Linked DNA regions of Homo sapiens: region 2 is linked to region 1. Evidence: chromatin loops called from intact Hi-C (ENCODE). Cell type or tissue: dorsolateral prefrontal cortex. All regions are shown on one strand.

Region 1 (5,000 bases):
AGTGCTAGGATTACAGACGTGAGCCACCCTGCATGGCCAGATTTCAACACTTTGACCTTCATGAACATAGATAGGCTTTTAAGAACAATTAAGCTGGGCCCAGTGGCACACACCTATAGTCCCAGCTATTTGGGAGGCTGAGGCAGGAGCATTCCTTGAACCCAGGAGTTCAAATACAGCCTGGGCAACTTAGCGAGACCCCATCTCTAAAATAAAACACATTAAAACCTTATAACTTGTAGACAGACCCTGTTGGTATAAATGACCCTGGTGTCCTTGGATGTGTTAGATTTAACCTATCAAGAGCCCCGGTTTACTTCCAACTTAATTTGTTGACCTTCATTCTTAACTTAAAAAAAAAAAAAAAGTTGACAGGGCACTGTGGCTCACACCTGTAATCCCAGCACTTTGGGAGGCCAAGGCAGGCAGATCACTTGAGGCCAGGAGTTCGAGACCAGCCTGGCCAACATGGCAAAACCTCATCTCTACTAAAAATACAAAAATTAGCTGGGCATGGTGGCATATGCCTGTAATCCCAGCTACTCAGGAGGCTGAGGCACAAGAATCACTTGAACCCTGAAGGCAGAGGTTGCAGTGAATCAAGATTGCACCACTGTACCCCAGCCTGGGCGATAGAACAAGACTCCATCTCAAAAAAACATTATATAAAAAAACGTTGCCGGGCACGGTGGCTCACACCTGTAATCCCAGCACTTTGGGAGGCTGAGGTGGGTAGATCATTTGAGGTCAGGAGTTCGAGACCAGCCTGGCCAACATGGTGAAACCCCGTCTCCACTAAAAATACAAAAATTAACTGGGCATGGTGGCAGACACCTGTAATCCCAGCTACTCAGGAGCTTGAGGCAGGAGAATCACTTGAACCTGGGAGGCGGAGGTTGCAGAGAGCCGAGATCATGCCGCTGAACTCCAGCCTGGACAACAGAGCAAGACTCCGACCCCCACCACCCCAAAAAAAATGTTAACAATATTCCTATAATGGACGATTTTCCACAGCCAAGAAGAATAAATAAAGGTACTGGTTTGCACATTCAGGCCTCTCTGAGCTACCCCAGCTGAGAGAAGAAATCAAGAGTACTTTTATCAATGAGGAAATGCTGATGCCAAAACTTGGTAGAGCTGAAAATTCATAATCATACTGCTCTGAAGTGAGATCAACTCTGTTCAGGGCAATTGACAAGGAAGTTGCTCTCTAGTAAAATTAAAAGACCAGTCATTGGGATATAAATAGTGACAATAAGCAACCACTTGCTTGCTTGCTTTTTTAATTTTATTTATTTATTTTTTTTTTTTTGAGGAGTTTCGCTCTTGATGCCCAGGCTGGAGTGCAGTGGCACAATTTCGGCTCACTGCAACCTTCACCTCCCGTGTTCAAACAATTCTCTGGTCTCAGCCTCCTGAGTAGCTGGGATTACAAGCACGTGCCACCATGCCTGGCTAATTTTGTATTTTTAGTAGAGATGGGGTTTCACCATGTTGGTCAGGCTGGTCCAAACTCCTGACCTCAGGTGATCCACCCGCCTCGGCCTCCCAAAGTGCTGGGATTACAGGCGTGAGCCACCATGTCCGGCCCACTTTCTTTATTTTAACTTTCTAGGTGAGCAAGCCCTGTACTGTCTGAGGCCAAAGGGTTCAAGGTTGCTCATTTTTCTTTCAGAACTGTTTTTTTTTTTTAAAGACAGGGTCTTGCTATGTTGCCGAGACTGGAGAGCAGTGGCTATTCACAAGTGCTATCCCAGCACGCTGCAGCCTGAAACTCAGTAGCTGAAACAACAGGCAGGAACCACCTTGCCCACCTCTTAGTTACAATTCTTGAGAGGTGTCCCTAAGAATACTTTATTTTAGATTTTTTTTTTCTGGCTTTGGTAGAGACAGAGTCTTGCTATATTGCCCAGGCTAGTCTTGAACTCCTGACCTCAAGCAATCCTCCTGCCTCAGCCTACCAAAGTGTTGAGATTACAGTAGTGAGCCACTGCTCCCAGCCTTACTTTAGATTTTTATATTCCTCCCGTAACAGCTGCTCCACTGAAATATTCTGGAAAACGCAAAGAAGCAGCCAGTGCTGTGTTTTTGTTTATCTTCAACTGTCTACATTTTCTCTGCTTCTCAATGTCTTGCTTGCAAAAACAAAGCAACTTTTGAAGGGTTTATTACTTGCTGCCGCATCCCCTGCAGTCAGGAGAACCACCACCATATTGAAGGCAGTCCTGTAAATATGCAGTTTTTCCAGCTGAAGCATTTATTGTACGCTCATGACACCCAGTGGTCAGAAAAATACTGTGCAGAATTTTTGTTATGTTTTTGTTTTTGTATTTGAGGCAGAGTCTCGCTCTGTCACCCAGGCTGGAGTGCAGTGGCACAATCTTGGCTGACTGCAACCTCTGCCTCCCAGGTTCAAGCCATCTTCCAGCCTCAGCCTCCCGAGTAGCTGGGATTACAGGTGCACACCACCATGCCCGGCTAATTTTTGTATTTTTAGTAGAGACAGGGTTTCACCATGTTGGTCAGGCTGGTCTCAAACTCCTGACCTCAGGAGTTTGATCCACCCACCTTGGCCTCTCAAAGTGCTGGAATTACAGGCATGAGCCATCGTGCCTGGCTAATGTTTGTATTTTTAGTAGAGATGGGGTTTCACCATGTTGGTCAGGCTGGTCTTGAATTCCTGAGCTCAAGTGATCTGCCCACCTCAGCCTCCCAACGTGCTGGGATTACAGGCGTGAGCCACCGCGCCTGGCCCTGTTTTTTTTGTTTTTGCTTCATACAAGATCCACGGTGTGACCGCAAACAGCTGGTTCTGCGGAGGGCTGAGGGATGGAAAGATATGGAAGCCACGAGGAAAGAGGAATGAGCCTGGTGTCTCCCTGATGCATTGCCAAGGAGACTCAGGGCTGGACCAAGAAACCTACCGGATGGTCAGGAAGCTGCCCAGAAACGGCTGTTTGGATATTGAGGCAATCCCATTTTCCAGACCATCAAATACTTGTTTACAGAGAACTTGATTTGTTTACAAACTCATATTGGGGTAAAATTAAAGTAATATAATACAACATTAACCTCTTTTTTTTCCTATTTTATAGAGACAGGGTCTTGCTATGTTGCCCAGGCTGATCTTGAACTACTGGGCTCAAACAATCCTCCCGTCTCGGCCTCCTAAAGTGCTGTGATTACAGGCACGAGCAACTTTTTTTATATATTTTTTTCTTGAGACAGAGTCTCAGTCTGTCGCCAGGCTGGAGTGCAGTGGTGTGATCTCGGCTCACTGCAACCTCCAACTCCCTGTTTCAAGCAATTCTCCTGCCTTGGCCTCCCGAGTAGCTGGGATTACAGGCACGAGCCACCACACCCAGCTAATTTTTGTGTTTTTAGTACAGATAGGGTTTCACCATGTTGGCCAGGATAATCTCAAACTCCTGACCTCGTGATCTGCCCGCCTCGGCCTCCCAAAGCGCTGGGATTACAAGCGTGAGCCACCGCGCCCGGACTTTTTTTTTTTTTTTTTTTTTTTTTTTTTTTTTGATACATAGTCTCCTTCTGTAACCCAGGCTGGAGTGCAGTGGCGCAATCTCAGCTCACCACAGCCTCCACCACCCAGGTTCAAGTGATTCTCCTGCCTCACCCTCCCAAGTTGCTGGGACTACAGGCGCGTGCCACCATGCCCGGCTAATTTTTGTATTTTTAGTAGAGACAGGGTTTCATCCTGTGCGCCAGGCTGGTTCGAACTCCTGGGCTCAAGTGATCCTCCTGCCTCAGCCTCCCAACATGCTGAGATTACAGGTTTGAGCCACTGTGCTGGACACATTAACTTTTTTTTTTTTTTTTGAGACAGAGTTTCGCTCTTGTCCAAGCTGGAGTGCAATGGCAAGATCTCGGGTCACTGCGACCTCTGCCTCCTGGGTTCAAGTGATTCTCCTGTCTCAGCCTCCTGAGTAGCTGGGATTACAGGCACCCGCCACCACACTTGGCTAATTTTTTTCTATTTTTAGTAGAGACGGAGTGTCACCATGTTGGCCAGGCTGGTCTCGAACTCCTGACCTCAGGTGATCCACTCACCTCAGCCACCCAAAATGCTGGGATTACAGGCGTGAGCCACCGCACCTCACCACATTAACGTTTTTAAAAAGTACACTTCAGTGGCATTTAGTACCTTCACAGATGCTGCGTACCAGCCCCTCTATCTTGTTCCAAAACATTTTCATCACCCCGAAAGAAAACCCCGTACCCATTAGCGGTCATTCCTCATTCCCCCCTCCCCATCCCTTGACAACCACTGATCTGCTTTCTGTCTTGATAAATTCACCTATTCTGAATATTTCGTATAAAGGGGATCATTCATATATTTCACATAAGCGGAATCATGATCTTTATGTCTGGCTTTTAACACTTAAGGTCATGTTTCTGAGGTTCATCTACGTTGTATCACACATCAGTAGTTAATTTGTTTTCACGGCTGGATGATATTCTGTTGTATACGTATATACCACATTTTGTTTCTCCATTCATCTGTTGATGGAATTTTGAGTAATTTCCACTTTTTGGCTATTGAGAATAGTGCTGCGATGAACATTTGTGTGCAAGTATTTGTTTGACTATCTGTTTTCAGTTCTTCGGGGTGCGTACCTAGGAATGTAATTGCTGGGCCACAGGATAAGTCTGTTTAACTTTTTGAAGAACTGGTGATAGATTTTTAGACCCCTTGAAATTAATAGAGAATTGTATTTAGACTAGCACCACATTTTCCCAAATGAACAGTTGATTTTTTTTTCCCTTGAGCAATTTTCTTTATTATGTATATCTGACTTGTTAGCTCGGTCTCGAAGTACCCATGGGAATGAATGCAGATGGACAGGATAAAAGAACCCATTCAGGGGAAAGTTAATTTGCCTAAAGATTCCCTGTTGCTATCTGTTTAGCTTGAGTGACAGCTCAGCAAACAGAAATCTTTGCTCCAAATCTTTGTTATGATCTCTGTCATAACATTTTGT
Region 2 (5,000 bases), 88 kb before region 1:
GGTGGTCTGCCAGCTCCACGGGTCCGGGGGTCCTAGGAGTCTCCAGAGAATGGTAGAGAAAGTCCGGACCTCAGCTCACTCATGTTGACTGGGTGACTTCAGCCACTGCTTGATCCCTGAGGGACTAAGGTTCCTCATGGTCTGTATTCAGGGCCCTCTGTGCTCTGCTTCCACAATTGTGGAACTGAAACAATCATATAAGCCGGGCGTGGTGGCGCACGCCTCTAGTCCCAGCTACAGGAGGCGGAGGCAGGGGAATCTTGAACCCGGGAGGCGGAGGCTGCAGTGAGCCAAGACTGTGCCACTGCACTTCAGCCTGGGCGACAGAGCGAGACTCTGTCTCAAAAAAAAAAAAAAAGAAAGAATCGTAGAGTCACTCAGAGGGCAGAGGAGTATCACAAAGATCAGATGAGTTAATATTTGTGATTTGTAAAGTGCAGAGAATGGCACCTGGCAGGAAAATAACTCAAAGGTAGATGCCCCTCGTTCTCCATGACGCTCATCAGGTGAGGCTGGAGGGAGCCCTGTGGGAGGCTACAAGGCCTGGTTCTCACTGGCCTTCCTCTCTTGCCCACAGAGCCCTCAAGGTCCATGGAGGTGCCCAGACATCTAGGTGCAGCTCCTCCCTGGGGCAGGAAGGTGGGACCCGCAGGTGGACCCCCCCGCACGTGGGGCTCCTGGCCTCAGCCCAGACAGCCCTGCCTCTCCCCACAGAACAGGGTCCCCGAGCTGTCCTACCTCGGCATCATCTGTGTCTTTGCCTACATCGCGGGACATTCCATTGGGCCCAGTGAGTACCTGCACGCCTCCCTCGCCCCGGCCATCCTGGTCCATTCCTGGGCCTGACACACAGTCAGTGCTCGACACATATTTGCTGAGTGAATGGACGTCCTTGGTCCCCGTGCTCACGCAGATCCCACACGTTCTTAGTTCTCAGCCTTGATGGCACTCCAGGCCATGTGCATTCATTCAACCAGCGCCAGCCAGGCCAGCGCCCCACTGATCATCTGTGGCTCCCAGGGGGGCCCAGACTCAGGTCTGGCACCCAACAAGGACATGAGCTTTTGCAGAGAGGGAGCTTATGCCAGTCAGACACCCCTGGGGCACCTTGGTTTACATCCACACCCTCCAGACACTCACTTGAGCCTCCAAGCCCACAGCACACCCAAGGCTCAACTGCCTTCTATCCCCGCTGACTGCCAGCTACAGTCCCTTATTACACTGTCCCCAATGTCCTGTTGCCAGTGGCTTCGGGCCTCCACCTGGGCCCACCTGTTGGGCAGCCTCTGAGACTCCAGACTCCTTCCCTAGTGTGTCCTGAGAATTGAACCTCCTTCTCCCTGCCTGGGAAAAGACACCCCTGACTGTGAAGACTCTAATAACATTCCCTGAAGAATGTTCATTTTGAAAGCACTGTCCATAAACCAAAATGAAGGTATTTAATTCATTCAACATCCATTGGCGGAATACCTGTTTACACTGTGCTGTGTCAGGCACATGAATGAGACCACATACTTGTATTTAAGGGTATTTAAGAAGTGGGATTTAGGCCTGGCATGGTGGCTCATGCCTGTAATCCCAACATTTTGAGAGGTGGAGGGAGGCAGGCTGTTCACTTAAGGTCAGAAGTTCGAGACCAGCCTAGCCAACAAGGTGAAACTCCGTTTCTACTAAAAATGCAAAAATTAGCCAGGTGTGTTGGCGGGCGCCTGTAGTCCCAGCTACTCGGGAGGCTGAGGCAGGATAATCACTTGAACCCAGAGGTTGCAGTAAGCCAAGATCCACCACTGCACTCCAGGCTGGGCAAGAGAGCAAGACTCTGTCTAAAAAATAAAGGGGAGCGGGTGGGGATTTAGAGCAGGACGCCTTCCCAGTGTACCTCAAACGTGGAGGCAGCAGAACCTCAAAGGAAAAGTGCCAGTGTGTGTAGACCTGGCCGGGTTCCAAGCCGTTCTGCCCCCACTGCCTGTGTGTCACCTGGAGCAAGCCATGGTGCTTCTCCAAGAACGGGGTGATCAGGTGTGCCGGCAGACGCGAGGTCAGAGCATGGGCTGATCTGACATTCAACTTAGACCTAAGGACTATTGGCTGCTGTTGTTGTGGTGGACAGGAGGAAGGCAGGACAGATGACATCCCTGCCGGCGTCCACTTTGGGGTCAGGGCCCTGGAGAAGGGGCCCGGGCCCCAAGTCACTGGGCTGCAGGAGTTTGCACTTGACATCCCAGCTTCATTCAGGGGCTTTGAATTCTTCTCCATGTCCATCCAGAGAGGGAGATCGGTCCTTTTCTTTTTTTCCTTCTTTTTTTTTTTTTTTTTTTGAGTTGGAGTCTCACTCTGTTGCCCAGGCTGGAGCGCAACCTCCATCTCCCGAGTTCAACAGATTATCCTGCTTCAGCCTCCTGAGTAGCTGGGACTACAGGCACACGCCACCATGCCGGACTAATTTTTATATTTTTAGTAGAGATGGGGTTTCATCATGTTGGCCAGGCCGGTCTCGAACTCCTGACCTCCAGTGATCTGTGAGACCGGACCTTTTCAATGAGGCCATTTCACCACCTAAGCGGGGGTGGGAAGCTTGGAGGAGGAGGGACAGAATCTTCCTCTTTCTTTGTGTAAAGCTACAGATATCTATATATGCAGGACCTAAACAGACGCACAGTATTAAAATTTCATGGGAGTGGCGATTAGGGAACAAAAATGGCTTTAGACATTTTAGACAAGGCTTCTTAAGGAAGCGATAATGAAAAACAGTTGTCCAAGAAGGTGTAGCCCTCAGGCCCTGCCATACCCAGATCCGCCATAGGAGGGCGGCACTTCCCAAGCGCGGGCGGTCTCAAGTCAGAGTGACGCCAGCGCAAAGGAAGCTCTTTCAGAAAGCTCTGCTGCCTGTGAGCTGGAGCCCACTCACTCCTGCTGCTCCCACGAAGCTTCCCATCCATTTACTTTCTGCAAACCTTCATGGAGCGTCATTGGCCTTGAAGAAGCAGCAATGGAAATTCAATTCCAGGCTCTCCAACCAGACTTTGCAAAGTGGATCTTTGCAGCTCCTGCTCTGATCACGCCCTGGTTTTGTGGGTAAAGGCAGGGTTCCTTTCCAGTCCCCAATCCCAGCTGGTACTCTTGAGGGTCCTAGGTCAGAGGCTAGAGTGGGCCGCGTCCCGCCAGCCCTGGGGGACACCTGGGTCCTTCTCCGCCCCACCCATCCTGCTCTGCCCTCCAGGTCCTGTCCCCTCGGTGGTGAGGACCGAGATCTTCCTGCAGTCCTCCCGGCGGGCAGCTTTCATGGTGGACGGGGCAGTGCACTGGCTCACCAACTTCATCATAGGCTTCCTGTTCCCATCCATCCAGGTGAGTGAGGGCCCCTTCCCCAACCCGCTCCACCGGGCCTCCAGGGAGTAAGATGTATTCCCCTTCCGCTAAGCACATCTGTGAATCCAGCAAGGTGGGGACAGGCTCTCAGACACATCCAAGGGTCCACAGACACACGTGGCCCCACTGCCTGCAAACCCTTGAAGACACCGGTTTCTCAGTTACTGAAGGGTGATCCCCTGCTGACATTGTAAAGGGCTATTGCTTAGGGGCTCTGGTCCGCGGAGCTCAAAGGCGCCAGCAAACAAAGCCAGAGCCAGGGTGCAGATCCCCCACCGCTTCCTTCCTCTGTTCCGAAGACAAGATGGGCCACAAACTCTGCGCTCTCAGCACCTTCAGGGCACAGAGGCCATAAACCCCTACTGTCAAAAGGTTAAGCAGTCTTTTTTTTTTTTTTTTAGACAGGGCCTTGCTCTGTCACCCAGGCTGGAATGCAGTGGTGCAACCACAGCTCATAGCAGCCTTGACCTCCCAGGCTTAAGTGATCCTCCTACCTCAGCCTCCCAAGTCGCTGGGACCACAGGCATGGGCCACCACACATGGCTATTTATTTATTTATGTATTTTAGGGATGGGGTCTTGCTATATTGCCCAGGCTGGTCTCAAACTTCGAAAGTGCTGGGATTATAGGTGTGAGCCACAGCACCCAACCAGATTCTTTTTGATAATAGGGTGAGGGGGAATCCAATTTCTAGCTTTTTTTTTTTTTTTCCTGCAAACAATCTTTAGTGATCACAGTTTTCTAGCTATATCATTCCTCCAGGAGTGAAACAAAACTGGCTGCCAAGCAACTCCTTTATGGACTCACAAAGGCCTCGACCAGCATTGGTTATTTGTTGTTTGTTTTGGGGTTTTTGTTTTTGTTTTTGTTTTTTTGAGACAGTCACGCTCTGTTGCCCAGGCTGGAGTGCAGTAGCGCGATCTTGGCTCACTGCAACCTCTACCTCCTGGGTTCAAGCGATTCTCCTGCCTCAGACTCCCAAGTAGCTGGGATTACAGGTGTACACCACCATGCTCAGCTAATTTTTGTATTTTTAATAGAGACAGGGTTTCATCATGTTGGCCAGGTTGGTCTCAAACTCCTGACCTCAGGTGATCCACCTGTCTTGGCCTCCCAAAGTGCTGGGATTACAGGCATGAGCCAACGTGCTCAGCTGAATCAGCACTGTTGCCTTTCTCTGCCCCCTCCTGTCTTTCTCGTCTCCTGGTCTAGGAGGCCATCGGTGCCTACAGTTTCATCATCTTTGCCGGAATCTGCCTCCTCACTGCGATTTACATCTACGTGGTTATTCCGGAGACCAAGGGCAAAACATTTGTGGAGATAAACCGCATTTTTGCCAAGAGAAACAGGGTGAAGCTTCCAGAGGAGAAAGAAGAAACCATTGATGCTGGGCCTCCCACAGCCTCTCCTGCCAAGGAAACTTCCTTTTAGTGGCCCTGCATGAAGGACGGGAGCCCATATTCAAGGCTTCCTTCTATGACAATGGGCCTCCCGGCCCCAGGCTCTGGGGAGGATAATAGCACGGAGGCTTTTGTCGTTGCCCCCATTTAACTTAATTATGGATATTATTAAATACCCACAACAATGCATATTTAGCTGAGAAGTTCCAAGGCTAGCCATTGAGGAATGAC

What was found. Peaks named below come from ENCODE experiments on the same cell type or tissue, not always from the same donor. Only the 100,000 strongest peaks of a DNase experiment are listed, where the experiment ranks them.
Region 2: a loop joins it to region 1, with 4 times the contacts of the local background. A loop is called at or near these places in 61 of 110 quality-filtered maps.

Annotation. Positions count from the first base shown.
Region 1 is chr1:8,915,547-8,920,546 of GRCh38, reverse strand. The region is part of intron 1 of LINC03153 (long intergenic non-protein coding RNA 3153); the gene reads left to right. Among named protein-coding and RNA genes, the nearest start is that of LINC03153, 8.8 kb to the left of the region's middle. In dorsolateral prefrontal cortex, CTCF peaks have their summits at 2,074 and 2,284; no DNase peak of the experiment used is centred here; H3K4me3 peaks cover 390 bases; H3K27ac peaks cover 805 bases.
Region 2 is chr1:9,003,100-9,008,099 of GRCh38, reverse strand. SLC2A7 (solute carrier family 2 member 7) reads left to right here. Exons shown (of 12, transcript NM_207420.3): 10 at 715-790; 11 at 3,221-3,348; 12 at 4,582-5,000. The coding sequence ends at 4,800. Among named protein-coding and RNA genes, the nearest start is that of SLC2A7, 21 kb to the left of the region's middle. RefSeq lists enhancers at 1-343, 2,764-3,290, 3,291-3,819 and a silencer at 2,772-3,051. In dorsolateral prefrontal cortex, a CTCF peak has its summit at 2,802 (motif pointing right); DNase peaks (open chromatin) are centred at 1,970 and 2,819.